Regions from separate parts of the Homo sapiens genome. Here region 1 is linked to region 2. A link is a loop called in an ENCODE intact Hi-C map of the cell type or tissue named here. Cell type or tissue: A673. All regions are shown on one strand. Each heading gives the region's core, and the rest is flanking DNA. Links, peaks and the distances in the headings are about the cores only. Region 1 overlaps CIRSR (corepressor of RBPJ and splicing regulator). Region 2 overlaps RAPGEF4 (Rap guanine nucleotide exchange factor 4).

Region 1 (14,597 bases), core at 12,098-14,597, 1.5 Mb before region 2:
ATCAACCAAATTTTGAGTTCTCAAAAGATCTGGAGTCATTTCTGTCAGTGTAACTCTACGTAGCCTCTGTCATAATAATGTGAAAGTAGAAAGATACTTGCTAAATATATCTTGATTAAACCTGACTTGTTTCATCTCCTAAACCTAGAACTTTAAACTCAGAACTTTGGTTGATAGGAGAAGGTTTAAGTATAAAAAAAATGTGAATAAGACTGCATTGTGAAAAGTATTACTACTAAGAGCATTTTTTTGTATTATGAAAAGTACCGTAAGATAGTCATGGAATTTGGATAGTGGCCGGGTGCAGTGGCTTACAACTGTAATCCCAGTACTTTGGGAGACCTAGGCAGGTGTATTATTTGAGCTGAGGCATTCAAGACCAGCCTGGGCAACATGGCAAAACCCTGTCTCTACCAAAAAAAAAAATATATATATATATAATATATATACATATGTAAAATATATATTATATAATATATATTATATTATATATAATATATGTATTATATAATATATAAAATATATAATATATATTATATAATATATAAAAATATATAATATATATTATATAATATATAAAATATATAATATAATATATATTATATGATATATATAATATATAATATAATATATAAAATATATATAATATAATATATATTATATAATATATAAAATATATTATATGATATATATAATATAATTTATATAATATAATATATATTATATATATTTTATATATTATATTATATAATATATTATATATATCATATAATATATATTATATATAATATATAAAATATATATGTACATATATAAGTAATATATGTACATATATAATATATCTTATAAAAAGACAATTTCTTATATAAGAAAGTTGAATAGGTACTGGTAAAAATAATAGTTGTTACTCTTTATTAAGTACTATTTGTCGAGCACTTCACTAAGCACTCTATTTACAGTCATACATTGTGAAAGTGTGCTAAATTTATATACTACACAGAGTTTTCAGTTGGGATTTTTGAAAAATATAAATGCTAGAAGAGTAATGATTGTTTAATAGTCTGTATAATCTCTGTAACACTGGGGAAATACATCATTTTCTTGACATAGTTGGAAGTACTGTAAAGAAGGCATGCTTTCTATAACATCTTATTAAAATTACCCATCTTGTGATGAAAACTGATGAAATTAGTATAACCTCTCATCATGATGGCCAAGCTTTGTGACCCTTTATTGGAGTGGTTTTTATTCTAATTATTAACAAGTTTGGTGTCTGAATTCATTCGATATCTAATAAAATTGTTGACAAGGAAATGTAGTTTTGACACTTCAGAAGAGACATTTTCTACTTTATAAAATTAAGTTCCTACATGTGAAATTTGAGAAGCCACCAAAGTAAACATTCTATTATTCATTTAAAGCTCTTAATTGAGCCGGGCGCGGTGGCTCACGGCTGTAATCCCAGCACTTTAGGAGGCTGAGGCTGGCAGATCACGAGGTCAGGAGTTTGAGACCAGCCTGACCAACATGGTGAAACCCCGTTTCTACTACAAATACGAAAATTAGCCAGGCATGGTGGCAGTTGCCTGTAATCCCAGCTACTCCAGAGGCTGAGGCAGGAGAATTGCTTTAACCCAGGTGGCGGAGGTTGCAGTGAGCCGAGATCGTGCCACTGCACTCCAGCCTGGGCAACAGAGCAAGACTCCATCTCACACACACACACACAAAAAGCTCTTAATTGTATGAGCACCTCTATGCCATTTAGAGGCAACCAGTATTAATATTTAAAATTCAATTTTATTTAAGATTGTATTATCAATGTTAACAACCAGACTGAATAATTAAAGGGCCATTAAAGTAATACATAGGAATTAAACATTTTGTATAGAAGAAAAAAATTAAAAACCCTCTTGGTTTAAAATGAAATATTAATATAAGACAGGTGTTTTTGTTTGTTTTTAACTAAATAAGGCTTTTTTTCCTAAAACTATGACATCATTAATAACTTCCCCCATACTCCAATAATAGACAGTTTTTCCCCATCATCTCCCTAGTACCTAGGGCAAACTTACAGTTGTTCTTCGCAATATGAATGGAATGGTAAAGCCTGGAAAGTCCAGTAAAATATATTATCTTATAACTGAGTTTTTCTCACCAAATTTTTAACCACATCTGCTATTGACAGGTAAACAAATTTGAACTGATTGCCTTTTGCTTTCCATGATAATATGCAGGTGAGTGCGCAAATAAGTGGTAAAAGACCAACAAAGCAGTAAAAAGAAATAGACAAAGTATTCAACCAGCAAACTAAAGAACTCATTTCTGAATATTTTTCTATCCCCCTACCCTCCCGTATGAACTCCTTTTTGGCAGTAACTGTCTCATTCTTCCCTAAGTGACAGACACATCAGCTGGAGTACGTCATTTAAGCCAGTGTAGGTGATTTAGGCTGGCAACTTTAAATAGCTGCCATGAAATGTTGTCATTAGTTTGCTATCTGCAGGGAAAACAAAATGAAACAGGAATATACAAAATGAGATAAGAGTCTCTCTTACCTTACATAAACCTTATGTTTGAGGGCAGGGGGCAAACCTTTAAAAAAAAATTATTTATTTATTTAGAGACATGGTTTTGCCATGTTGGCCAAGTTGGCCTCCTGGGCTCAAGTGATCCTCCCGCCTCTGCCTCTCAAAATGCTGGGATTACACGCATGAGTCACCACTCCCAGCTGAAAATTTTTAAAATTTATTGTTAGTTCATATTTGGGAAACAAAAAGCTCACTTTTCAGTCTGAGATTTTGCAAAAGTGGAAGTGTAGTGTAAAAAAATATAAAACATACATACCAATAGCCAGCCTAAAACTGCTTGTTAGCAACCCAAGCTAGTAATTAAAAATTTTGAAATCTGGGAATAAAAGCAAGATTAATTAAAGTACTTGGTGGTTACCCATAGGTGTGTGTGTGTGTGTATGTGTGTGTGTGTGTGTGTGTGATTAGCAACCACTTGGCAATGTATTCAGTATTGTTATTTGACAAATAAGGATGAGGAATTTTGAATTGGAAATAAGGATGATAAATTCCTCATGTACCTTTAAAAATACATCTTTTAAATGAACTCTTACTGAGAGAATAACTACTAAAAGTTTAATTGTAGTTTTTTATTATAATATTTTGCTTTGATTTTATACTAAAAACTGCCAACCAGATAACATCTAAATGTATCTTTTTCAATATGACAAAGTTACATAAGAAGACTCCCCTTGCACGTAAAGAAAAATGCAATTATTTTCTATTCTGAATCTCCAGACTGCTGTTTTAGAAAATCATATCTGATTATTTGCTCAGCAGAAGATTATTGAGTTGATTTAGCTGTGATTTTACTTAACAAAGCTTCAACTGCATTCCTACTGTGGAGTCCGAAAAAGGTAGAGAGATATAAATGATACATTCAAACTGTGATTTTTGTGAACAGGGCCATCGATGCACCCCTCGGAGCTAATAGCGGAGATGAGAAACAGTGGGTTTGCACTGAAACGAAATGTACTGGGGAGAAACTTGACCGCAAATGATCCATCACAGGTAATGATCTTTTTATCAGTAAGCTGAAAATGTCTATAAATCTAAATGTGATTGCTTGTGAATTGCTACTTAATGTTTTCCAATATGCATATATCCATAGGAAAGTAAGATAGAGCAAAGAAAATGCCCAAAATGTGTTTTGATTTTGCTTTATTATTTTAATCTAAATGAGAAATTGTTTATAAACCTGTATTTTAATAAATGAAACTGCTCCTCTGAGTTTATGTGGATAAAATATCTAACTGAACTGGTGATGAGGTTGTTGGTTTTTCCTTCCTGCTAACTTACCCCTGATATGACATTAAATAGAACCAATGGTTAGAAGTATGTAAAAACTCCTAAAAATTGTAGAAAATATTTTAAACTTATTTATTTTATTAAACTATACATAGATCCAGAAAATGATTGAGTTTGAAGGGCTATATTATTATATATTTGATAATGTGCTGTTGAAATTATAATAAAAGCTAAAATTGTGGATATTTTGACATTCCTGTAAAACTCATAATCTTCTTTTTTATATTTCATTAAATTAAAAATAAAGTATTTAAACTGGCAAGAGTTAACATTCAAGAGATAGAGAATGGAAGTCATGCTCTAAACATTTTATCTGTGTGTGTCTATCATCCTTTTCCTGGAAAAGTTTCCTAATGCTGGCAAAGCAGTCATGTTAACCTCTTAGTGCTGTATGATCCACTTCGGCAGGGAGACTACAAAAAAATTTTTTAATTCTCTCCCACTTCCCAATCCAAAATATCATATTCATCTACAGTGTGTCCCTGATACAAAACTTATTTATAAATGTTTTCTTTTTTATCTACTAACTACCTTGTGTTGAAATCTAGCAATTTAATGATATCTTTGTTGACTCAGGAGTATGTTGCAAGTGAGGGTGAAGAAGATCCAGAAGTTGAATTTTTAAAGTCACTAACAACCAAACAAAAACAGAAACTTCTCAGGTAATTTAGAAGTATATATTTAATAGATTTATTTTTTCCTTAGTATTCATCTCAGTATCGTATTCAACTCTGATCCTAAGAGCTCATGAAGGTCCTTATACCATGCATCACATTTATTGATTATTCTTCACCCATAGCTAATACAATTTTGTCTGTCTTTTCAGTAACATGGAAATGAGTGTAAGATTGTATACTCAGATTGTACCACAAAACGATTGCACTTTTCAGAATGTTTAATTTAGAATTAGACTTATTTATAGCTTTTACTTTTCAAAATAGATTTGTGTGTATCTTCGCACACAATTTGTTCTTAGGAAACATTTTTGGCCATTTTTAAAATGTTTTGTAAAATTTTATGAGAATGCAGAAAGAATGCTTAAATTTAAGGTAAACGTGAATTTTGTTAAACAGACTACCTCTGAATTAAAAGAATCCAAGAAATGTCTGCTGGGTCCAATAGAGGGAGCTCATGATGCTTTCAGTATGTAGAGTTTTGAGAATGGCTAGACAGAACCTAGAGACTTATTTTCAGAGTAACTCAAACATACCATATAAACAAGTTACTCCTCCAAGAATGTGAAGTACTCTAGAAATTCAGAATGTTTTAATAGGATTGTCCTATTTATAAAACTAAACAATTGTTGAAAACAAGTATTAACTATATTATTTTATAAAACCAATATTTCAGAAGTTTAATGTGTACTCTTACTCAGAATTTCTGGAGAATATTCTCTTGAATTTTGATAACGTTGATTAATATTTATATACTATAAAATAGTACATAAAATTAATTTTTCATCTGATTATAGCTATATATTTGCTTTTTTAGTAGTTCCAACTGATGTTACACACCTTTCACAGGCTTTCTTTAGGATGACCCTTTAGAGTGCTATATAATTTCAACTCAGTAAGAATTTAACAAAAAAGTAGTCATTACTATTGAAGTATAGTCAGAAAATTGGCTTGATGCATTTAATTTTTTAATTTAATGTATTCACGCTTTGAATAATTTTAAAGGAAGAAAATGAGTTGTCATTTAGTAAACAATGCGTTCATATATGGATACCAGTTCTTTTTTTTTTTTTTTTTTTTTTTAAGACAGAGTCTCACTCTTTTGCCCAAGCTGGAGTGCAGTGGCATGATTTTGACTCACTGCAACCTCCGCCTCCCGGGTTCAAGCGATTCTTCTGCCTCAGCCTCCTGAGTAGCTGGGATTACAGGCAGGTGCCACCATGCCCAGCTAATTTTTGTATTTTTACTAGAGATGGGGTTTCACCATGTTGGTCAGGCTGGTCTCGAACTCCTGACCTTGTGATCCGCCCGCCGTGGCCTCCCAAAGTGCTGGGATTACAGGTATGAGCCAGCGCGCTCTGCCATGGATACTATTTTTAATAACTTCTAAGAAAATATATTGTTTGTTCATAACTTACAGTTGATGAAATAACTGTTTTTCACACAGTCTGTTACTGTTTATTTCCCAATTACAGGAAATTAGATCGACTGGAGAAGAAAAAAAAGAAAAAAGATAGAAAAAAGAAAAAGTTTCAGAAGAGCAGAAGTAAACACAAAAAACATAAGTCCTCTTCTTCCTCATCTTCCTCCTCCTCCTCCTCTTCCTCTACTGAGACTTCAGAAAGCAGTAGTGAGAGTGAGAGTAACAATAAAGAAAAAAAAATACAAAGGAAGAAAAGAAAGAAAAACAAGTGTTCAGGGCATAACAACAGTGATTCTGAAGAGAAGGACAAGTCTAAGAAGAGAAAGCTTCATGAAGAACTTTCTAGCAGTCACCATAACCGGGAAAAAGCCAAGGAAAAGCCCAGGTTCTTAAAACACGAGAGTTCTAGGGAGGACAGCAAATGGAGCCATTCTGATTCTGACAAAAAGTCCAGAACCCATAAACATAGCCCAGAGAAGAGAGGCTCTGAAAGAAAGGAGGGGAGCAGCAGAAGCCACGGCAGGGAGGAAAGGAGCCGGAGAAGCCGGAGCAGAAGTCCTGGTAGTTACAAGCAAAGGGAGACAAGGAAACGGGCACAGCGAAATCCTGGTGAAGAGCAAAGCAGAAGAAATGACAGCAGAAGCCATGGCACAGACTTGTATAGAGGAGAAAAAATGTACAGAGAGCACCCAGGAGGTACACATACTAAAGTGACACAAAGAGAATGAAGCAGAAGTAGAGAAGAAAGACTGTATGTGACAATTACCTGGGAATAAAAATATCTCCACTTTTTTATTGAATACCTTTAGCAAGGGGTAAATTATGTACTGTTGTCTTTCTAATAAAAAAGCTCAATTTTAATTTTTCATCTCTAGACTGTCAATTCAAGTACAAAACTACATGAGTACTATAAGAATGAATTTTGCAAATATTTGTAAGTAAGCTATTTTGGGGCTGTGGAAATATTTTCTGTTGGTAACTGTTTCTTGTTCCCCATACCAGATAAAAACCGCATATAACTCTGTGACATTTTCTTTGTTCTGAAACATCATTAAAAGAATGACAGTACATTGAATGGGTATAATTTACTTTTTTCAATTCAAATTTGTTATTCTAGGATTTGAATTTGCTTGAAGTGAATTGTAATAATTATTCAAATTCATTAGTATAAATTAAGGATTAATAAATCTTTAAGACTTTTAAGCCCCCTTTAGGTGTTTTGTTCTATAGAATAAGCTGTTTACATTTGGATAATATTAGTTTTCTGTGCAGGTATACAAATTACCTCAAACTTAAAACAGTCCAACGGGGCCAGGCACGGTGGCTTTACGCCTGTAATCACAGCACTTTGGGAGGCCCAGGCGGGCGGATCACCTGAGGTCAGGAGTTTCGAGACCAGCCTAGCCAACATGGTGAAACCCCGTGTCTACTAAAAATACAAAAAATTAGCTGGGCATGGTGGCATGCAGTGTAGTTCTAGCTATTCGGGAGGCTGAGGCAGGAGAAACGCTTGAACCTGGGAGGTGGAGGTTGCAGTGAGCCAAGATTACGCCACTGCACTCCAGCATGGGCGACAGAGTGAGACTCCGTCTCAAAAAAAAAAAAAAAAAAAAAAGCCAGGCATGGTGGTGCGCACCTGTAGTCCCAGCTACTCAGGAGGCTGAGGTGGGAGAATTGCTTGAACCCAGGAGCGGAGGTTGCAGTGAGCCAAGATCACGCCACTGCACTCCAGCCTGGGTGACAGAGCAAGACTCCATCTCAAAACAAAACAAAACAAAAAACAGTCCAGCTGTATTAACAGTTCTAGAAGTCAGAAGTTTGACATGGGCTAAAGTCAAGATGTCAATAGAATTGTGTTTCTTCTAGAGGCTCAAGGGGAAAATATGTTTGCTTGCCTGTTCCAGCTTCTAGATGCTGCCTGCATTTCTTGGCTCCTGGCCCCCCCTCCTCTGTTTTCAAAGCTAAGAGAGAGGAGTCAAGTCCTTCTCAAATCTAATCATTCTGACACTTTGCCATTCTGCATCCCTCTTCCAATTTTAAGGACCTTGTGATTACATCAGGCCCACCTGAAGAATCATGCAATAATCTCCCAATTTTAATATCAATGTTAATTCTATCTGCAACTTTAATTCCCCTTTTCTTTGTAATGTAACATATTCACAGGTTCCAGGGGTTAGGATGTGTACATCTATGAGGGACTATTATTCTGCCTTCCACAATTGGCCCTTCTATTACTGGCATACAACTATTAAAGATTTTACTTCATACCTGGTTGATCGTACCAGTGGTCCGTGGCGGGGGGCAGGGGGTAGATTTTCAAATGAAACAATGCAAACTGTTTTGATATTTCACCAGTATAGGTATATAAGGCATATTTAAATTTAGCTGCAAATTTTCCCTTGTGTTTCAAAGGATATGGTAAAGGAAAACTACAGAAAGAACTGGTACAAATCACAAGTAACATGCAGTTCCAAAAAACATAACTTCACATCTTGGACACAAGTTTTTTTATCAGTGTTCTATATTTTTTAACCATCTGCTATTTAATACAAAACAAATACTGATTAGATGGTTTTGATAGTTGGCAGTCACAATTTCATAAATTCTGTAGGAGTAACATTTGAAAGAAGTAAAACCACTCCACATCATCTGATTATGTCTTTGACTTGTCTGTGCACACACACAAAACAAGTGTCCTCTAAGAAAAACTTAAGTGAAGAGGTAAACAACCCTTGATTATTTAGATTTTTAAGACGCAGGGTGGGGGTGGGGCGGGGAGGAACTTGAATTCCTTCCACAGTATTGTTAAATAACTTACAGCGCACCTCAAAGATCCCTTCTTCACTTAAAAAAAAGCATGCATTTGAAATTGGTAAACACTGCTAATTTACACCTTGAGTTCATCAGTGTTGCAGTGATTATTTTCTACCTTATGCCTTTTTAGACTTTATAATTTTTATAATGTCAAAACCTATGCAATACTTACTACCTTAAAGGGTTTCTGAAGCAATACAGTGTTCATGAAGAGAAATGCTGAAATGCATCCTAAAATTAAAAATGAATTTAAAACGTTATTTCTTACACTTTTTTCATTTGACTCACAAACCGTGGTCCACTTTTTTAATGCAGATGAGATCTTGCTATGTTGCTCAGGCTGGTCTTGAACTCCTGAATTCAAGCAATCTGCCTGCCTCAACCTCCCAAAGTGCTGGGATTATAGGCGTGAACCACCATGCCTGGCCAATGTGGTCCACTTTTTATAAAGTGGCCATGAGATTTTTTTTAGTCTCTGATTTAATTATCCTTATTGTTAGGATTGAGAAACTATAAAGTACTGCCAAAATCTCCAATATTTTTAACCATCTAATTCTGAGAAAAAATTTCCATGTAGTTATGGAAGATGTTCATTTTGTTTGGCTTTCAGCCTTGGTCACCCAAGGGTGCTCAAAAGCCCTAACGAACTACCATTCTAACTGTAAACTTAAAAACGGAAGAGAGGCATTTTCACACAAAATCATACCATGATAACAAATAGCTTTAAAGAGGCTCAGTTAATGTGTTCCACATACCCTAATGATGGAAAATAATTTTTTAAAATAAAAATATTGGACATGTAATTCTACTTTTGTTTTGAAATATAAGGTAGAGACCAAGGAGATGAACCTCATAAGATGAACCTCATAATAAAAGGGATGTCTAGTACGTGTAGAGATTCCTCTACGTACCTAAAGCCTAAGAAGAATCCTCCACGTTTAATAAATCTACGACTTAAGAACCCAAACAAAAGTCCTCAACGGGGATATTTTTTAGAAAACCAGCCTGGTGAAATTTGTCATTCTTACCCTTAATAGAGAAGTTCCTTTAAAATCTTGGCACACTTACAAGTTTCTTATTTATCCATGAGCCTGGAACTGCACGAGGCATAGGACACATTTTGGAGGCATTTCTCCCTCTGCCTTCGCAGGGACTTTTCCCCTAACCTAACATTTAACATAACACTAACAAATTAATTCCTGTAGGAGGTGCTGTCGATTTATAAATAATCAGGAAATACCAAGTTGCTAGGTTAGAACTTGTTTATCTGAACGTCTCTGTGGTAAATTAGTCATAATTTATTTTAATAAAGGCCAAAATGGGCAGAGGTTTCTGCAGCATAGTGGCAGGTCTGCTTACCTTGCATTGTGAAGCGGAGATCTTGTTTTGAACCATAGGGCTGTAATCTTAAGAAAGCTTTTCATCTGAAAGGCTTGAAGAGACCTTTCTTGCTGTTCTTCCATGAGACTGCTTGCTGATAGTGAATCAAATCATTCCACGCTGCTGGGAGCAGGCGTTTCCCAGTTTTAATCACTGAACATTTCGTATGCTTTGGCATTGAAGCTCAGAGTTCAAAATCCACCTGAGCCATTTCACTCTTCTCCTTACCTAATGACCACTGGGCCAAGACGCTGGTGGAGGTAGCTCTGGAGGGCCGCAACTCCACACTCCGGACGTAAGACCAGGAAGAAAGTAGCATTTTTAGCTTCAGCAGCTGAAGGATATTTAAAAATCTTATTTAGGTTTTCTGAAAAAGAAAAGCTCTGCTATAGTTATCATTTCTTGAAAAGAGATAAAAGCATGCAATACCTGCAGGCCTTGGGAGCATTCTCTGATCAAAAAGGAGAAAGACCTTTAAAAAGTTGTGAGGAACAAGTCAGACCGGGGAAACTAAGGTTTGGGAAAGCGGGGGCCTCTGAAAGCTCTCCTACCTGATCGAGGCTCCTAAAACCCGGTTCCTGCTAATGGAAAAGGAAGAGGTAACTCCACAGCACCTTCCCCTTTCTCCTCCCTTCACGCCACACTTATCACCCCCAGAATGCCCAGAATGTAGCAGTAATGACGAAGATGTGCGGGACGAACGCGGAGAGCTGCCTGGAATGAAAAGAAACGCACCCTCCGGCCCGAGCTGCCCCGGAGCCGCCTTTCTCCAGTCCCTTGGGCTTGAAGGGCTTCGCGAGGGGGTGGACAGAAGTGGAGGTCCGAGGGCTCCTGGGTTGACAGAGCAGGGCTTCCCAGGAGGACGTCGCCCTAAACCTAAAGGAAGCCGGAATGGGGGTGGAGTAGGGTGATGGGATGAATCCTGGCTGAGGTCGCCCCTTCCCATCCTGAGGCGACGCCCCCCTGCGTGCTCTGGTGGTTTCCTTCTGGATGCACCGTCTGGCAACCTTGCGAAAACACCCCAAACCGAAATGGGGAGGCCGAGAAGGGGGGAGCGCACACCCTTCCTAGCAGATGCGCCTCCCGCGCCAGGAGGCCGCCCAACACCCGACCCACAAGGTGCGGCGGGGAAGGGTCGGGGCCTGCCCTCTGCGCGGCTCCCTCGCCCCCGTTGGCCCAAGCCACCCCCCAGAAGCAATTCTCAGGCCTTTTCGCTGGGGGCCCGCCCGCCGAGGGCCCTGCTAGTCCCCGCCTAAGCTTGCCGGGCCTCGGGCGCAGTCCCCCGCGCGGGCCGGACTCGCCTTCAGCAGTTAGGAAAGCGAGCGAATTTTTCTGGTCGCTCGGGCTCCACAGGTGAAGAGGGCGCTTTATGAAGCTCCTGGGACAAACATGAAGATATCAACTTTCGTCAGCAATCTGCAAGCAGAATGCGGACTGGGGCAGACACCCTGCCACTTTGCATTTCCTTTATAGATAAATGAATCACCCAGAAATGGTTACATGCCTGCAAAACAATGCAAAACCCCCAGTATGAAATTCTACAGGAAGAGAGTATAAGGGTCTTGGAAAATCTGGAACTCTTAGGGGCTGTGGTTTTCCGGGTCCTCGACAGCCGGCCCTGGAGGGACGTGTCCCCACGGACATTCTGAAACCCTTTCCTTAACTGGAGATGCAAACACACAGTCTATATTTACATCAACAATATATGGGGGAGGCATGTCTGTATGTATTTACCTCATACATATTTCTATACACTCCAGCGTCTGGGAAGGGTGGGGGGTAAATAACACTGAACGGTTAAAATTATGGAGAAGCGATAATAACTGATTACTAATTTGAAAGTAAACAAACAGGTGACTTTTTCAGATCAAATTCCTCCTTGTATCGTTACAATAAATATCTCTGAAGGAAGCTCTCTATTTATGTTGTCATTGATTAATTCTTCACTACCTCATTTGATTTCGATTTAGAACGATTTGATTCTAATTTAATTAGCATGTAATTTGGATGTACATAATTACTGTAATTATGACATTCAGGTAAGGCAGCTTTAGGCTGAAAGGCAATTTCAAATTTTCTAGCAACCTACTTTGTACTGGGAAATGGACAAGGACTTTGCGCCCTGCTATCCAAGTAGTAATTAGCACATCTTTGAAATAGGCAGTGCGGCGGGGTTTGTATTAAAACAGCAAATACAAACCCAGCCGAGTTACCCGCCGCAAAGGTGGCTGCGAGTCCCCGGAAACGCACTGCTTCTCCCCGGCGCGAGTTCAGGGAGCCCGGCACCCAGGCGCCTTGGCCGGGCTCTCGCGGCTGCGGGTGACGGCGCCTCCGCCGCCTCGGGCGCAGGGTTTGAAGGTGTCGCTTTTTAAATTAAAATACAATAAATACGCGCTGGGGGTGGGGGGCACAAAAATGGAGGAGGAGGAAGTCACTCCACGCAGTATGAAGACGGGCTGGGGTCGGGGAGATAGTGGACTGGAAGAGGAGGGAAAGGGGCGGCAGGGGGAGGACGATACGCTGAGAGGAGAGAAAATCGGCCAACGCCCCCAACTGTTACCCGATTTCAGATTTGGGTTTCAAAGGGAAAAGGAGAGGACAAAAGGGGTCGGTTTGCTCCAGGAGGGTGTGCGCACCCTTTGGGGAGGCCTCGAGCGGGGAATTTGGGGGCTTCTCGCCGCCCTCGGGGGCCCTGCGCGACCGGCCCGGCTCCTGCCTGCCCAGCCGCCCCCCGCGCCCCACTCGGGCTGGGGTGTCCGCCGGAGGACGAAGGCAATGCAGAAGGCTGCTCCGGCCCGCCTCGGGTTGGGGCTGCGAAAGCGGCGGGTCCCTTGCCTCCCTGATTGCCCACGAGGGGGTAGGGGGGTGGGATGGTTTGGTGGCCTGTTTGAATCGGCCTGGTTCCAGCCGGGCCCCGGGTAGTCCACGCGGGCCTCGCGGGCCGGGAGCCACGGATGCAGAGTCAGAGGGGTCTGCGTCCACAGCTGGATCCCCACATCCTGGGGTCCACGTCGCCGCCGACAACGCTTCAGCCCTCTCAACTCTTAAGTTGGAAGACCCTGAAGTTGCCTTGAAAAGGATGTTAAATGGACAATTCTAAGACCAGGGCCAACCGGTCGTTATTTTGTTTTGTTTGGATTTTCAGTTAGCACGTTCCAGAAACGACCCTTTTGCCCAAAAGCCACTGCCATGTAGTGCTCCCCACCCCCAATAGCAGGGCTCGTTCCCCGCTGGAACGCAAACTGTCGCGTTTCTTCGCAGGATCCTCTTGGTTGCTGCTGCTCGCGGCAAAAGCCGGTCTCCACGCGCTGACAGCCGCGAGCCGGGCAGGCGACGGCCTTTCCGCCTCGGAGCTCTAGGTGGCGCCAGCGAGCCGCACTAGCTAAGCTCCTCTTATGGGAATCAAGAGCTACTGTCAAACATAAAAGCAAATCAGAGTTTTCAGTTTTTTTAATGTGTTAAGAATGTTATTCCTTAAGAAAATTTGTAGCTAAATTATTCTCACTTAAAATAAACACTTAGTATACCAATTACACAAATGGGCGGGATTTATGTGAGATTTACTTCATCTGCATTTTTGTAGTGGAAGAGAGCCTTAGTGAATACAGATAATAGATGCAAATAAGATTAGAGTTAAAATAAATAAAGTTTCCATCCGAATAAAAAGAAATTCAATTTTACACGACTTGTAACGATTTGACGGAAAGTCCAGACGCACCATTCAGGTGCACAATCTAATCTAGTCAAAATAATGTTGTTTCCCTCCTCGAGGAAAGAAAATCTCTTTCTTTTCTTTTTCTTTTTCCTCATCAGGTAGAATCCAATTCATTCCAAGGGCAGAAAACTGGTGTCAGAAAAGGAAACGCTGGAGGATGGTGCGGATCGTGGCTGGGTGGGCGCAGGGCCGAGGAAAACTTGCTTTTCGTTCCTCTGTTGCGCTGGAAGCTATGGGACAGGAAATGCCAGGGAAACCGGGGGACTCGAAATCGCACTGCCCTTACCGGGCCCGGGCGAGACTCTGGGCCCCCAGGCCGCGTCCCCCGCCCCCACCGACCTCCAGGCCGCTACCCGCCTCTGAGCTTGGGCCCCTGACCACCGCCTCCAGCTCCTTCTGGCCCCTGAGCCGGAAAGGCACAGGCCTCTGGGGCCCCGAGGTGGCCCTGGGGAGGCGAGGCCCCACCGCAATTGGGGACCGAACTCGTGTTGTAACTGGCGGGATCTCGCCTCCCACGCGCGCTGTCTCCAATTTGGTCATCACCGGCCGGCCGGTCGCCACCCGCTCAGGTCAAGGTTCCCCGCGCCCCCAGGGGCGCCTAGGGCTTGGGGGAGGCCGGGCAGGGGGCCTAGGCCCTGTTTTCGCCTGTTGGCTTCGGCCGGGGCCCCGGGGCCCCGCTGCCTCTGGGCTCAGGTTCCGCGGACTGCTGTCTCCCG
Region 2 (15,389 bases), core at 6,756-9,255:
GCATTCCTAACTCAATACCCAAGCCCATTAAATATAAACCTGAAAAGCCTACCATTAATGCAAAAGTGAAACAACCTGAAATTGTTAGTATGGTGGATAAAGCCATACAATTTACCTGAGAACTTCTGGGATATCTGTGTTCTGAGATATTAATTTTTAAGTATTTGGCTTTCATTTTTCTGACAGCTACAGACAGATAGAAACATCAAGCCTATTAGAGCAAGATCAGATGCCTCTGGAAGGTATATTATTCTAACAGTGTTTTTAAAGCACCTCAGCAAAGACTAAGCTGCTGTTGCTTCAAACAATCCTTATTCTCACTGTGGCTTGAAAGATTTTAATGGAAAAGGGATTTTCCCCTATTTACTCTAAAAAAAAGTCAGTAAATGGAAGTAACTAAAAAGCTTTCCAGTTTCACAACCGCCAACATATCTGGTAGAATCTTATAGAAAAATAAACATTCTGAAAATTAGGGAATAGAGACAGTCATAAACATATTTCTTCAACAGCATTCATTATTCTGATTAATATCTCTATTTACTAATTACTTTCTTTTCTTAAGACAGAAACGTGCACTTTCTTATTTTTACCACTCAGTTTTGTATCTCATAAAGCATGAAATACATTTTCAGTCAGTTAACAATGTTTACTGAGGCCACAGACACATTTGAGCAGTGAATCTAATGTGCCAATCATTATATCCAAGCAACGGCTCTCCATGACACGTTTTGCCCTGGTTGGAATAAAATCACAATAGCATGTCAAGAGGCTCCCAGATAACAATCACAGCTAAGAAACCACTTTTATAGTGACACAGGTCAGACTACAAATTGAAAACATTGCTTTTATTTTTAATGGCTCTGTAATTTTATTATTGTCTTTAATTTTTTAAGAACATATTCATAAATATGTGTTATTATTTTGAATATGCTCAAACATGGCTCATGGCAACAGGGAAATTTTTCCAGAATGGTGTTCATGCAATTGAACTACAGGTAAAGAGGTGGTAACCACTAGTTCAAGGGCCTCTCAGAAGCATCTTTCATGGATTTAACCAAGAGCACCTCTCTAATCTACTTTCCTGAATACAGTGGACTCATCACCTCATTCAATTTCATGTATTTGAAATATTCCATGTAAAGATGTCAAAACATGCCACAAACCTGAAATCATCCTCATACAAACACAACATCAGACAGAAAGTCAAGAAGAAAACCCAACAAAACCTTCACTGTTTTGTTCTAGCCATTGGAAACCCTCTTATACTATCTGTGCTGAGCAGAAATTCATGGACTTGGATAATAGATCAGTTTTTATTTATTCCAAGAGCTACTATCAATCATAAAATACCCATAATCTTAGATCAACTATTAATATAATAACTGCTTTAAACTCCCAAACTTACAGTTAACTGCTTTGCCATTTAACTTCCTTACTGAGGGTAGAAAATGCCACTAGTGTCAAAGAGTTTAAATTGTAAATTATAATTGTCTCAAGAACTAAAAATGGGCCGGGCGCGGTGGTTCACGCCTGTAATCCCAGCACTTTGGGAGGCCGAGGCGGGCGGATCACGAGGTCAGGAGATCGAGACCATCCTGGCTAAAACGGTGAAACCCCGTCTCTACTAAAAATACAAAAAATTAGCCGGGCGTAGTGGCGGGCGCCTGTAGTCCCAGCTACTTGGGAGGCTGAGGCAGGAGAATGGCGTGAACCCGGGAGGCGGAGCTTGCAGTGAGCCGAGATCGCGCCACTGCACTCCAGCCTGGGCGACAGAGCGAGACTCCGTCTCAAAAAAAAAAAAAAAAAAAAAAGAACTAAAAATGGTATTCTAAGACTTTTAAATTCATTTTCTTCTGTATGTAATTCAGAAACATACTGTCTCCAATATTTATCTCTCCCCATCTCTGCCTCCCTCCTGAAATGTTACTGGAAAATGAGATGTTTTATACCCTGGTTAATATTTTTTATTAAGTTCTAATATTAAAGGGGTGTAAATGGAGAGAGGCATTATTTACCAACTCTGAACAAACTTAACATAATTCATTTAAACTAAGAAAATAAGACCTGACTTTAAGATAGAGCAACCCAGTACCCTCAGATCTGACCAAAATTGGAAATTGAAATAGGGAAAAGGAGAAGGAAACCAGGTCATTTTCATTAGGAAAGATGTAGGGTACAAAAGAAAAAAAAGTGCCAAGCTGCCACCTCAGTTATATCTTAGGGAATATTTATTTTATTTGATATATTTATAGAGACTATTGAGGAAATGCTTCTAATCACATTCATGATGATGATTTTTAAAAAATACTCTGAGTGTTGCCTATATGACTTACAGCAGAATAGACAATATAAAGCAAGAGGTATTGGGGATAGAATTAAATAGGATTTCAAAACCTTACGTGTGGTTCTCTGAGGGCATACCTGAGGAAGCCTAGAAAACTTGCTGTTGACCTGGAAAAGAAAAGGAATTCCCTAGCTTTGTGCTACCATTACAGTCCCAAGTGTAAGATATAGAGTATTTGCTCAGCCTATTAAAGGACTACTTTTTGACTGTGCTACCTGTTAGTGATTAGGGACCATAATTTTCCCTTAGAAGCAACACAGAATCCTGATGGGAGTGTTCTAGCCTGCAGCTCCTGTAAGTGACAGTAAGAGTACCTACAAGGAGACAAAGCCCAACATAAGAGCGCCTGCCATGAAATGAGCCCACCAGGACATTCCTCAAAAGTAAACACTCAAATGAGATGAACATGCAAATTTAGACCCAGGGTCTCTGATTCAGGGTCTCTAATTTTTACTATTTGGAACCTGTCACCGAACATTGAACTCTGAGCACCTTAGCTCCCTGATGGTGGAGGCCTTATCCAGTTGACCTTGCTGCTGCTTTCTTTTTATATTTGCATGATATATATTTTAGTGTTTTTTCTCTTTTTTAAAATTCCAATAGGTTTTTGGGGAATGGGTGGCATTTGGTTACATGAATAAGTTTTTTAGTGGTGACTTCTGAGATTTTCGTGCATCCATCACCTGAGTAGTGTACTCTGTACCCAATGGTAGTCTTTTATCCTTCACCCCTCTCTCCCCTTTCCCCCAAGTCCCCAAAGTCCATTGTGTCATTCTTACGCCTTTGCATCCTCATAGCTTAGCTCGCACGTATGAGTGAGAACATATGATGTTTGGTTTTCTATTCCTGAGTTACTTCACTTAGGATAATGGTCTCCAATTCCACCCAGATTGCCGTGAATGCCATGATTTTGTTCCTTTTTATGGCTGAGTAGTATTCCATGGTGTGTGTGTATATATATATATATAATTCATATAATATACATTATATATATAATTGTAATATGTATATTATATATATATATAATTGTGATATATATATATATATATATATCACAATTTCTTTATCCACTCATTGAATGATGGGCATTTGAGTTGGTTCCATATTTTTGCAATCATGAATTGTGCTGCTATAAACATGCATGTGCAAGTATCTTTTTTGTATAATGACTTATTTTCATCTGGGTAGATACCCAGAGTTGGCATTGCTGGATCAAATGGTAGTTCTATTTTTGTTCATTAAGGAATCTCCACACTGTTTTCCATAGTGGTTGCACTAGTTTACATTCCCACCATCTGATGCCTTCTTTCTGCACTCTTACTGTTCAGTGATGATTCAGGAGTTGGCCTGAATCCTGAATACATAATTGTTCCCCGTATAGTTCTTCCCTTTTGATATTTGGGTGATCTAGCTGACTTAGGCTTCAGCTGACAGTATGAGCTTGGGTTTAAATTTTACTAACAGATATCAGCACAAGATGGATTTTACCAGAACAAGGATGGATTAATTTTACTAAACCTATTATCTGACATATCAAGGAATAGGCGTTCTGGTTATCAAATATTTTGCAAGCAGATTAGCGCTATATATGCCATGTATAGATCATCAACATTCAAATCATGCACCTAAAGTTATTTAATGATATATTATGCTCTGAGATTCTATGATTTTTATTTTCTGTCTCCTCTGAGCGGAATAGAAGCCCCTAGCCTGAGAGCAGAAGCATATATATTTGTATATATGTATAAACATACGAACATCTGACTATATCCACATACATACATATACATATACCTAACACATAGGAGATACTCTGTATATTATGAATAAATGAATAGACAATAAACAGAATTCAATCTTTTTTATTCAGAAGGTACTTTAGAATTGTGTAACTTTTTAGGATTATCATGTACTGCATGTGCACAAGTGTGCCCATTAATGAAGTCCTGATTAACAGATTGCTAGATAATGGGGTTTATTGCATTTTCAGTTTAGACAATTAAAACATTGATTGAGCATCTAATTCACACTCTACACTTAGTTGCATGAACAGGCAAATATAATGAAACATCTGACTATCTCTTACTCACTATGAGATTTCAGTCCCCACCCTGTAAAAGAGGTCAGACTAAAAACTATCCACTCCTGTCAATTCCAAATGGCTCTCTGAATGTCGTCCCCAGTACACTTATGCCACTGGCAAGGGAGATCACAAATCATGCTCTGAGGTTACAGGGGAAGAGTTGGACCCACTGAACTGCAAAACATGTGACAAGGTTTTAGATAGCAAGGACAGCCCTCCATATCAATGTCCCTATTAAATATTTTTCCTCTAAGGGAAAGAACTGTGGAAAACAGTCCTAAAAGGTACTCTGATACAACCTAACCAAGGGATCAAACGTAGCATCAACAGAGCAATATCCTCAGCATCACTTTTCACATTTTCTTGCCAAAAATGTTTGGCTTGATCTAATCAAACCTTTAGCCTAATTTCCATTTATAGGAAACCTTGGGATAGAAGTGCAAAAAAAGATACCATGAAAAAAACAATCAGACAAATCTTGAATTTGGGAGAAATTGACCTGGCCTTTTTAACAAGTCAATGCCATGATGGGGCAGGGGGAAAGTAAGAGAGAGAAGGGGGAGAGAGGGAGAGAGGAGAGAGAGAGAGAGAGACTTAGATATAACAATCAAATGTAAGACATGGCTCGTTATTGGAGCCTGGTTTGAAACAAAGCTATAAAAGGTATTTATGAGACAATTAAGGACATTTGAAATATAGACTGGGTATTAGATAATATTAGGATATTATTGTTTTATAGGTGAGATAATGGCATTAGGGTATGTAACAGGATATTCTAAGTTTTTTGAGATATATGCTGAATATTTAGGGTGATATGTTATATGTCTATCATTTACGATAAAGTAGTTCACCAAAAAAAACAAACAAAGCTGAAGCAAGTATGGCTCTACATTAACAATTTCTGAGTTCAGTGGGGGTGAATGGGTGTTCATTGTACTATACTTTTTGATTTTTCTGTCTATTTGAAATTTTTTTAAATAATAAGTTTGTTTTAATGTTCACAGGTAGCAACCACTTAGAAACTTCCTTCTCAGCACTAAGGGCTCCTAATTAAAATAAATCTTTAAAATATTTCCACAAACCATCCTCTCTCAGCAATTTGAGTAAGTCATCAGAGACAAAAGTGGTTATAATGACACACATCACAGTTAGAAATCATTTTTGTTCTGAAAACCAGTTTTCCAAACTCCCCTTTTGAAAAAGACTTTTCAGTTTACCTTTTAAAATGAAAGATCCAAAAAGTGGCTTATTTGCCTCAAGCTTGGTCCCTTTTAATTGACAGAAAATCTCTCCACATACACCTCATGCAAACCTACTTTCAATTTTCCTTCCTAAAACTAGCTTTTGTCTCTGAACTTTACAGAACGGTTGGAGCTCTTTAATACTTTCTAAGAGAAATATTTCAAACAAGTAACCTCACAATTTATTCACTACTGCCAAGAATAAAAGTAACAGGTTTCACCACCAAGGCCTTCCAAGGCTTTGCATGACTTTTAAGGCAAAGCATCACTCATTCACCTGCAGGTTGGCTCCCTTAATGCATCTGCCATTTGTTTGGCTCTGGAGGAAACTATTTGATTACACAAAATTCTTTTTAGATCAAGTTTAAAATCTTAGCCACACTGGGACCAGTGGCGAAGCCTGCAGCCTGATGGTTTAACACTTGGACATACTGAGCTAAGGACAAAGACAAGGAGCAGGTTAAAATCAGAGGCTTAAAGAACTGAAAAGAACGAGTGTAAAAGATGCAAGGCTTAGCTGGGCCTTTATAAGTGCTCTATTTGCCATGACTGCATGTAAGATGATTTATTCCTCATACTTGTTGTAAATGAGTGCAATACTTTAAGGGGCTCTGGTAAGCATTGATAAATGCAAAAGCCACTAGGACCAGTTGCATCCATTCACTGCTGTGCCACCTATGCATTTTGAAGTTGGCAAGTAACCAGACATCTTTATGTACCTCCATTTCTCATATCTTATTATAGGGCGCATCATTTTTAAAAGCACTTAAATGAAGCAGATGTTAACCCCATTCATTCCACTTTCCCAGGGAACATGTCAATGATGATTTTTAAAATGCAAAAGAAAATGTCAAAGTATTTTGTTCCCTGGTTAAGAATACATCTGTGGAAAAGAAGGGAGAAAATACATAAAACACTCTATGGTCATTCAAGAAATAATTATAAGGTATGTCAAACTACAGAAAATTGAGCAAGCACTAAATTAAACAAAAAAAAGGATGTCTTGTGTCAAAATGGCTTTTTCACTCACTCATTTCAAAAACAAGTTTTGAAAATTAAATTCCATCTACCAGCTCAGAACAGAACACATTAAGGCTTGACTGTAATGCCATTATCCATGTGGCAGCTCCCTTTCTTTTCTGAAACTGCATTAATTGACAAAGAAGCCTTAGGGCTCACCTCCCATAGTGCCTTGAAGTCCTTCTGCTCGATGCGGAGCAGTTCACTGCTCTCCCTGGTAACGATGGTTGCATGGCGGGGTGTGTTGTCCAGAATGGACTCTCCAAAGGCCGTCCCAATTCCCAGGGTACAGATGGTCACAGCATCCTGAGGATCCCAAAAAACTAGTCATTAGAAAATTAAACATCTAATGGGTAGGTGTTTTCTTTTCTTTAACTGCAGTATAATTTGTACAAGGCAAAACACCCAATTTAATTGCATAGTTCAACAAGTCTTGACAAATATATATACCGGAGTAATTACCAACCAGATCAAGACAGAACATTTCTATGAACCCCAAAAGTCCCCTCGTGCCCCTTTCCAGGCAAGACACTCAGATAACTTGTTCTGATTTCCGTCATGAAAGAATTTTGCCTGTTTTAGAACTTCATGTAAAAGAAGTCAGACGATATTCTCCGGTTTGTGCCTAGCTTCTTTTTTGCTCAACATAATGTCTGTAAGATTCATCCATGTTGTTGCATGGATCCAAAGATTCTTCCTTTTATTCATGAGTAGTTTCCCATAACATGGGTGTGCTTCAATTTGCTTATCATCCTCCTGCTGGTGGACATTTGGGTTGTTTCTACTTTGAGGATATTATGAATAAAGCTGCCAGCAGGAATCTTACCTTTTTATACAACTACTATCTGTTTTCAGAAAAGAGGAGAAATCTATCGAAGCTGAGCTCAGTTTTTTTTTTTTAAGTTAGAGAGTGCAGTTACAATATTTAAATAAGAAACTGGCACTGTCTGTCTTGACAAGATGAGGAAACTGAGGGTCAGAGTGGTGGATCTACACAGCCCCAGTTCACACAGTTGATAAGCAGTGTGGCCAGATTCTAACCAAATCTGACTATAAGTTTACAAGATTTTTGTATCATGCTGCCTCCTGCAGCCACAACAGAGTAAAAACAGCATCCGATGAAGTACGGTGTGACTAGCTTATAAAATGTCATGAATCGATGATTTAAAAGTTTCTTAAGGTGTACCAAAAAAAGTAATTTCCTCTCTGCATGCAACACTGGTGATAATGTTTGGATTTAATCCTAACTAGTTTCAAATAATGCAAATAGCCACTCAAAATCACCTGGACATTAATTTTGTAAGGCATTATAAACTAAGGGAGACACACAAGGGTAATCCTCTGAGTTAGAAAGCCCAGTTTTCCTTTCATGCATCTAATATACGATAATAGGCAAATGTTATTAAGATCAAGTTAGTGACTCTGTAATCACATTACTAAGACAAATGCCCATAAGAATCCAGTTCCTTCAACCATAGCAAATTGCTTCTGCACAGATATTACCATATAAAATTATGTTAGGGAAAATAAAATCAATATCTCAGAAAAGAATAAAAGATCAGGGAAGAAGTGAAGAAAAGCCTGCTAATAAATTTTGCAGAAAGGCAACTGCAAACAAATTCACTCAAAAATATCCCCAGAACTGAAATATCAATAGTCAATGAGTTAGGTCTCTCTGAGCAATTTTTAAATGCTAGTAAAAACACAAGATAGATTATGATAAATCACAGACTTTCACAATTCTCTGGAATAGCAGGTTCCCTGAAGTTCCCACTAGCCTATTTCATTTTTCTATCACCTGAACCCTTCGGAAAGAATTCTTTTGCCTAATTTTTACTTTCCAGCATGTCTTAAAAACCTGAAATGGACCCTAAGTAATACCACTGACATCATCCACATATTTTACATATATATGGTTATTTGCGAAGTATAATGCAAAAGAACTAGGATGCTCTCAGTTATTCCTGAGCTAGCTGTACAGTTTATGGATTAATCAGTCTTCTTTATCACCTCCCATCCCTGACACGAGTAGTTTGTCACCAAACAGTACACAAGGAAATACAGAGGCTGGGAGACACACGTGAGCCTGTCTTTCGCCAATAATCAACTCTTGTAATAAAGACACAAGATTGGATTTCTTCTTGGATTTTCCCAGGAGATTTCAACCTGACTCATGCCTTTATCACATACAACAAAATTTCATCACGGTAGTGCTGCCGACTGTACTCCTTGGTGTATTTCTGTGTCAGGACCACCTCTGTAAGGGGAAAACCATGCCAGTGAGTACCCAGCTGCAGTCATCAGCTCAAGCACCCTGGGCTTGTTTCAGGAATCAATTCTTCTACCAGAATTAAGTATGGGATCAGTCCTTTCCAGATCTTCTCTTTCACACTGCGTCCACTCAAATTTAAGGACAAGGAGTCACAAATTACAAGATATGATCTTAAAAGTAGGACTGGAAAACCTCACCTGAAAGGAGTATGGTTTGCAAGTTCAAACTTTCAGCAGATTCAGAGTATTTTTTAGGACAAATATACTTAGAAATCTGAATGAATTTGGGAGGTATGGTTGGGCATTGGGATAATTGGGCACAGAGAAATAGAAGGTGCCAAGAAGAACATTTTCACCCTGAAGACTATTCACTATCTTTACAGTCTATGGGTGCTAGCCCTTATTTACATTTAAATCACAGGCAGGGCCTTGCAATGTGCTGCGAGAGTAATTTTCAAATAAAGAAATTGACATCCAAATGTTCTCTCACTTAGCAGAACTAATATATGTTGCTCAGCACGTATGATGAAAGGTAGATTAAGAATGGACAGGATGAATATGAGTGGATGTAGAAGAAGCACTCTTAGATATCCACACTAACATCTAACCAGATCTCCATGGGTCAGGATTCCAAGTCTGAAACCCTGTAGATGGGCTTAATGCCTGCCTTCGCCTGCTGCTGAAAGTGTCTGTTTCTGGATGTAACATAACCGTTTCTTTTACGCTTATACATACTGCTCATGCCTCAATACTTATTTAATAGGGACTATTCAAAAGAGCACTTTTATTAATTTTCTGCTCATTTGCAGATTAATATTCAGCGAGGCCATCTGAAAGAAGATGTTTACAGTAACACAGAGACTGATGAAAGCAATCAGCACCTATGCAGGGAACATGAAATGGTAACAGTGAAGGAATGTCCTATTTTGTGATAAGATTGCACTTTGTTTTGAGAACTTTCAAAAGGGAAGTAAAGATTTAAAAACCCGACTTCAATATGTGATGGTGGTTTAGCAGATGCTGCTGGAGCCCTGCCAGATTCTGCACTCACCCCTGATGTCATCTGTAGCTTTCTGGATGGCTCTGTGCAGTGTGCCACCTCGAGCATCTGCACCCTTGCTCTGCCTGAGGGCAGAGTGCTAGGCAGTTAATGCCTTAAAGGGGCAACCATTGCCATGACAGTGGTAGGACATGAGAGTGGGAAGATAAACACCCCAGCTTCCTTGCCCTTCACAGTTTCTTAGCAGGCCCCCTGAAGGAGTGAGTCCAGTTGCCTACAGTGGAAATGCTCTTACTAGAACACTTTGATAGGCTTTCCTTCCTTCTTTGTCTAATTTTCCCATTCTGTTATCATATTTCCCAAGATCATCTCTAAAAAACCACTTGTAGCCAAATCCTTTTCTCCAGGTCTGCTTCTGGGGAAACCGAAAACAAGGAGGTGGGTGAGCCAAGATGGCCGTGGGTCCTAAATTGCACTGAGACCTCTGGGGAGGTACTGGACCAAACCAGCATTCCCAAAGAGACTTCTGTAATAAGGACAGAGGCCAGAGTGTCACTTACCACTTGCATCAGACACACTGTAAGGGCAGTATGTTTTGGGTGACACATGGGAAGACTTCATTCTGTTAGGAAAACATACTGGGTTACCTGAGATCAATTCTGCTAGATAACAAGGGCTGATGGGAACACACACACAAAATCGCCTCTGGCATATCACCGACACGCCATCTGGCTTTTTCCTCCAATCTGATCCAGCTATCTCATTTCTCAGTCCACTGGATCACTCCTTCTCCTCCTTCTAAAACACAGACCTCCTTACTTAATTATCCACCCATCCTTAGTCCCATTGTGCAGCAGCATGCATGTTGATCTGCATGTGTGTGAGTGGGAACTGGGCCACACACTGGCCAAGTGTCTCAATGACGATGCCTCATTTATTCCTCACAACAGGTGAATGAGATAATGTATTTAAACTGCTTTGCATAGTGCCTGACTCAAAACAAATGCTTAATAAATTGCAGACACTCTTACTAACATGATCCAGCAATATCAGTAGTACTATTGCTATTTTATAGGTTGAGCAAATCAGGCTCAAGGATATTCAGTGACTTGCCCAAGACGATGGCTAGTAAGTAGAAGAGCTGAGATCAGAAACTAGTCAGTCTAATGATCTACCCACATACTTCTTAGATTGTCCTAGTAAGTATAAGTACCTCTTAGCCAAGGTTCAGTTGGAAAATCTGTTAAGGTACCAATTTAATTTATATTGATTCTTATTTCAGTCAGCCAATCTGTGTATTTATTGAATACCAAATAAGTCAAAATCACTAGGAAAATATAAAACATTTGGCATTGCTCCTCTTCTAATCTTCCAATTCCAATATTGAGATCCACTTGATCCTCCTTAGAGGATCAAATCCATCCCAGGCAATCCTCTTATTCATTAGGGGAAATTTAAACAATCACAAACAGGTAATTAAGAATTGAATTGAATCACTCATTCCTGTTATACCAGCACTTGGTGGAGGGGAGGTGAGGGGCTTGCTTGAAGCCAGGAATTTAAGACCAGCCTGGGCAACATAGTGAGACCCCCATCTCTAAAAAATAAATTAAAAATTAGCCAGGCATATTGGTGTTTGCCTATGGTCCCAGCTACTCAAGAGGGTGAGGCAGGAGGATCCCTTAATTCCAGGAGCTCAAAGTTACAGTAGGCTATGATCCCACCATTGCACTCCAGCCTGGGAGTCACAGCAAGACTCTGTCTCTAAAAAAATAAAATAAAATCGGCATTTCTGCTTTTCCCACTCTGATCCTGTGTCCCAGTTCTAATAACTGAGTTCTGACCCTGGTTGGAGAAACTGAGTTTCTGTCTTTCAGAGTCTCTGCCTTGATAACCTGCTGGGTACCCTAATTCTTCTCAAAGTGACAGTATCCTGTCTTGACAGCCCTTCCTGGGTCCCAGTTCCTCTCTGGCAGTCCTTCTGTGGCCAGACTTCTTAGGCAGCCTGCCCACTGCCCATCTCCACCACTGGGCCTGCTTTTGACTCCCTCCCATCAGCAGGCCAAGTCTCATCATGCTACCCCTGGTTAGACCAGCCTTGGCCCCTCCCCACACTAACCTGGGGGCTGTGTCACACCACCTTCCTGCTTCCTCTGCCCCTCCTGCCCAGTGCTGCCTGAACATGCCCTCGAGATATTTCCCACCTCCATCATGGATGCCCCCCAGATTCCAGGTTCTTTTCCTTTACCCAGCCAGGCACCAGCTGAAGTTAAGTCATGAGCACTGTCTTGGCACAGTGTTTTCAGTGGGATATGCAGGGTCCAGTTAACTTCATTCATAAAAGCTGGCATTAGGTAAGTTAATAAAGATGTCGATGAAGCCGCCCATGCTGGAAGGCAGGGCATCAGGCAAAGGACTCCCACGTGGAGGCTACCCATGGTCAGAACACTCAATGCTCAGCAGGGAAAATCCCCTGGAAGCAGCAGAGTGGAAAAGCCACGGGCCTTGGTAGACTTAATTCAAAACTTATCTCTGCCAATGACTGACCTGTGGGCTTTGGGCAAAATGCTCCCCAGAGCCTCAGTATCTTCATTTGTAAAATGGGCACAATCTTACTTGTAATATCATTAGCAGTATTAAATCAAAATAAAGTAATACACAGAGTCCATTATAGTGCTGTATAGTTTCTGGCACATAACAGGTGATCCATAAATAATGGAAATTATTATTTCTGACTTAGTCACAAACATGTATGGGTTATCCATATTTCTAAAAAGCAAAGCAGTTTTTTTCTATCATTTAAATAATAGAGAATCTCTATATTCATTTTGTTAATCTTCAACTAATGATGGCTTTCAACACTTAAATTCCAAGTTTTTCTGTCCCCTAGTCTGGATGTCAAGTGGATTGAATGATCTGCAAAACACTTCAGCTCTCTGGGGGAGCTCGTATTCAAAGGAACCCTTCTGACAAACCGTGCTGTAAATCAAAGAATCCTTTTGTACTGCAACTAATCACCTCTTAATTTATCTGCTTTGTACGTCTGAGTTATGTACACTGGGTTTTCTTAAAGCAGACATTCTCATATGAGGCGTTTTATTTGTTTCATTGTAAATATAGTAAACAGTATGGAAATGGGAATGGTGTTAAGAAAGCCAATGGTTATGTGTCATATAACTAAGACTGGTATTCAAGCTAAGGCACTTGTGCCTTGCAAATAAATAATGTCTATAAGCATCAGCTGAAATCCAACTTACACAAGTTATAGGTATTCTGATGGAATTTAAAATAGCTAACAATCAATTAAACAGACATAAGAATTCTCTGTGGTAAGTACATCTAGATTTTCTAAAAATTGTACTGTAATTTCAAGGGCTATCAGATCATCTTATTATGCACATTTAACTCACTTCCATATTCATGGCTCAAGAAGAGTTCATTGTCTCATGGCAAATTTATTGTTTTGGACATATACTGAGTTAACACCAAGGGAAAAATAATTGCTCCTTTAAATGTGTGGAGACAGAAACATATTTTTTTCTTTCTTAGAGATGAGGTCTTGCTATGTTGCCCAGGCTGGACTGCAGTGGCTATTCACAGGTGTGAACATAAATTCTAACAAGGCAAATATTTTTATAAGTTTTATTTTAGGCCTACAGGCAATATTTGCCATTAAGTTTCACAGCACCTGGGATTATTTCACGAACTTGAATTTAGTGCTGGAATTTACTGGGTGCTCCAAGTCATCTTAAGTAATAAAATTAAATGGAACCCAATCTCTTAATTTGTCAAGATGTTAGATTGTATGTGCTGCAGAAGCATTTCCTGCCAAATCAAGAGGGCAAAATACTTCTCAGGCAAATGTGTTTTCTAACAAACAGCAAAGACAAGGTCTGTTACTTTTAGAACACATCCCTGGAATCAGCATGTTCAATAAAGCTTAACAAGATCAGGCAAGCCGGCCGCAGGAAGGTTTGATGAGAATGGACTAGCATTAGCATTCTGGTAACTGAATCAGGGAGGCCAGCCTCATTTCAGTGGAGAGCCAGTCTGTCCAGCATTGTGACGCAGTTTTGCATCCAACCACCCAAACAAAGAATTACACGGCAAAAAAACTAAATGCAGGATGCAGGATGCTCAATAAACTCCCAATCAGCTCCTAACAAATAGCCTGACCTGAGCATAGACAAGTAGGAGGAGATTACAAACAACTGCTGTGGACTTGGCACCTTTCACGTTTTATGGGCTCAATAAATGTGCTCAGAAAAAAAATGTTTCCAATGATGGCAGTGTTCTCTGTTTGAAAATAACGGAGTGAAATGAGTGAATAGAAGAATCAGAGAGGCAAAGAGAAAGACAGACAAAGGTAGAGAGATCCGCATTACAACGAAACACACATGTTCTTCAAATTTTGTAAACAAAAATGCAATGCTTAAAAACATTTGTTACTGTAGAAGGAAAAAAGAGAAGGCAAATAAAAGCATATTATTTTACTTTAGGGAGAAAACTAGTATGAGATTTTTTTCTGAAATTGAGCTAAAATGTGCCAGATAATTTCACAGTGATAGATGAGGGGATGAAATTAAGTGATGACCAAGGCCAAGTGTAGCCCGGATTCTCTGATCCATGAAATGGCTGAACAACATTGTTAAACTTCTACTGTTTCAAATCCCAAGTACATTTCCTGCGTTTTCTATTCTGGCACTGCCCTCTTGTGATAAAACAACAGCATTGCAGTCATTGCAACCAACTTTTCTTGAAATGGTAATTTCAAAAAGCACAGACCCTCTGCCTCTATCCCAGGCTTTGTACTAAGTGCTTTACATACATCAGCTCATTTAAGATAAGAGCTATTATCCCCAATTTACAAGTAAGCTAACTGTGCATACCCACAGCCAATTAAGTGGCAATAGAATTTCAAAGGAGCTCTGAATTTAACCACCGTGGGTTGCATTGGGTAAATACTAATGCTTTCAATAGGCATCTGTGATAGAGATGTAAAGGTTTTAAAGAATTAATAAACCATCCATTTTCTATCTTGCAATATAAACTTTATTCTGTCAGCAGCCATTTGAAATTCTTCTTTCCTATGACTGGAAAAGCCTTTTTACTTTTTGAGAGGTAAAGATTAATTTAAAATCTTATATATATCTAGGATTTTGATACTTACTATGCCAAAAAAGCCCCTCACTTAAAAAATCTGCAGAGAAAAACAGGACCTTCTCTCTCCCTTTCTCTCTGTCTCTGAAGTAAACACACACACACACACACACACACACACACACACACACACACACAGCCGGATAATATCTGATACAATGAGATTTATAATCCTATTTATTGTTTTTAAGCTTGTTATTTATTGCTTATAACTTGTCCCAATGTTCATCTCTAACCCTAAATCGATTAAAATATTACTGAGAAAAAATA

The links. Hi-C counts contacts between places; a loop is a spot of excess contacts. Peaks named below come from ENCODE experiments on the same cell type or tissue, not always from the same donor. Only the 100,000 strongest peaks of a DNase experiment are listed, where the experiment ranks them.
Region 1: it touches region 2 in a loop (3-fold over the local background); 9 of 110 quality-filtered maps call a loop at or near these places.

What each region holds. Positions count from the first base shown.
Region 1 is chr2:174,340,600-174,355,196 of GRCh38, reverse strand. CIRSR (corepressor of RBPJ and splicing regulator) reads left to right here. Exons shown (of 10, transcript NM_004882.4): 8 at 3,472-3,578; 9 at 4,452-4,537; 10 at 6,025-7,175. The coding sequence ends at 6,700. Among named protein-coding and RNA genes, the nearest start is that of SP9, 13 kb to the right of the region's middle. RefSeq lists a silencer at 13,322-13,616. In A673, for the core only: CTCF peaks have their summits at 13,332 and 13,532 (motif pointing right); a DNase peak (open chromatin) is centred at 13,506; H3K4me3 peaks cover 1,226 bases; H3K27me3 peaks cover 2,300 bases.
Region 2 is chr2:172,805,884-172,821,272 of GRCh38, reverse strand. RAPGEF4 (Rap guanine nucleotide exchange factor 4) reads right to left here. Exons shown (of 31, transcript NM_007023.4): 4 at 6,848-6,994. Among named protein-coding and RNA genes, the nearest start is that of RAPGEF4-AS1, 77 kb to the right of the region's middle. In A673, for the core only: a CTCF peak has its summit at 7,791; no DNase peak of the experiment used is centred there; H3K27me3 peaks cover 761 bases.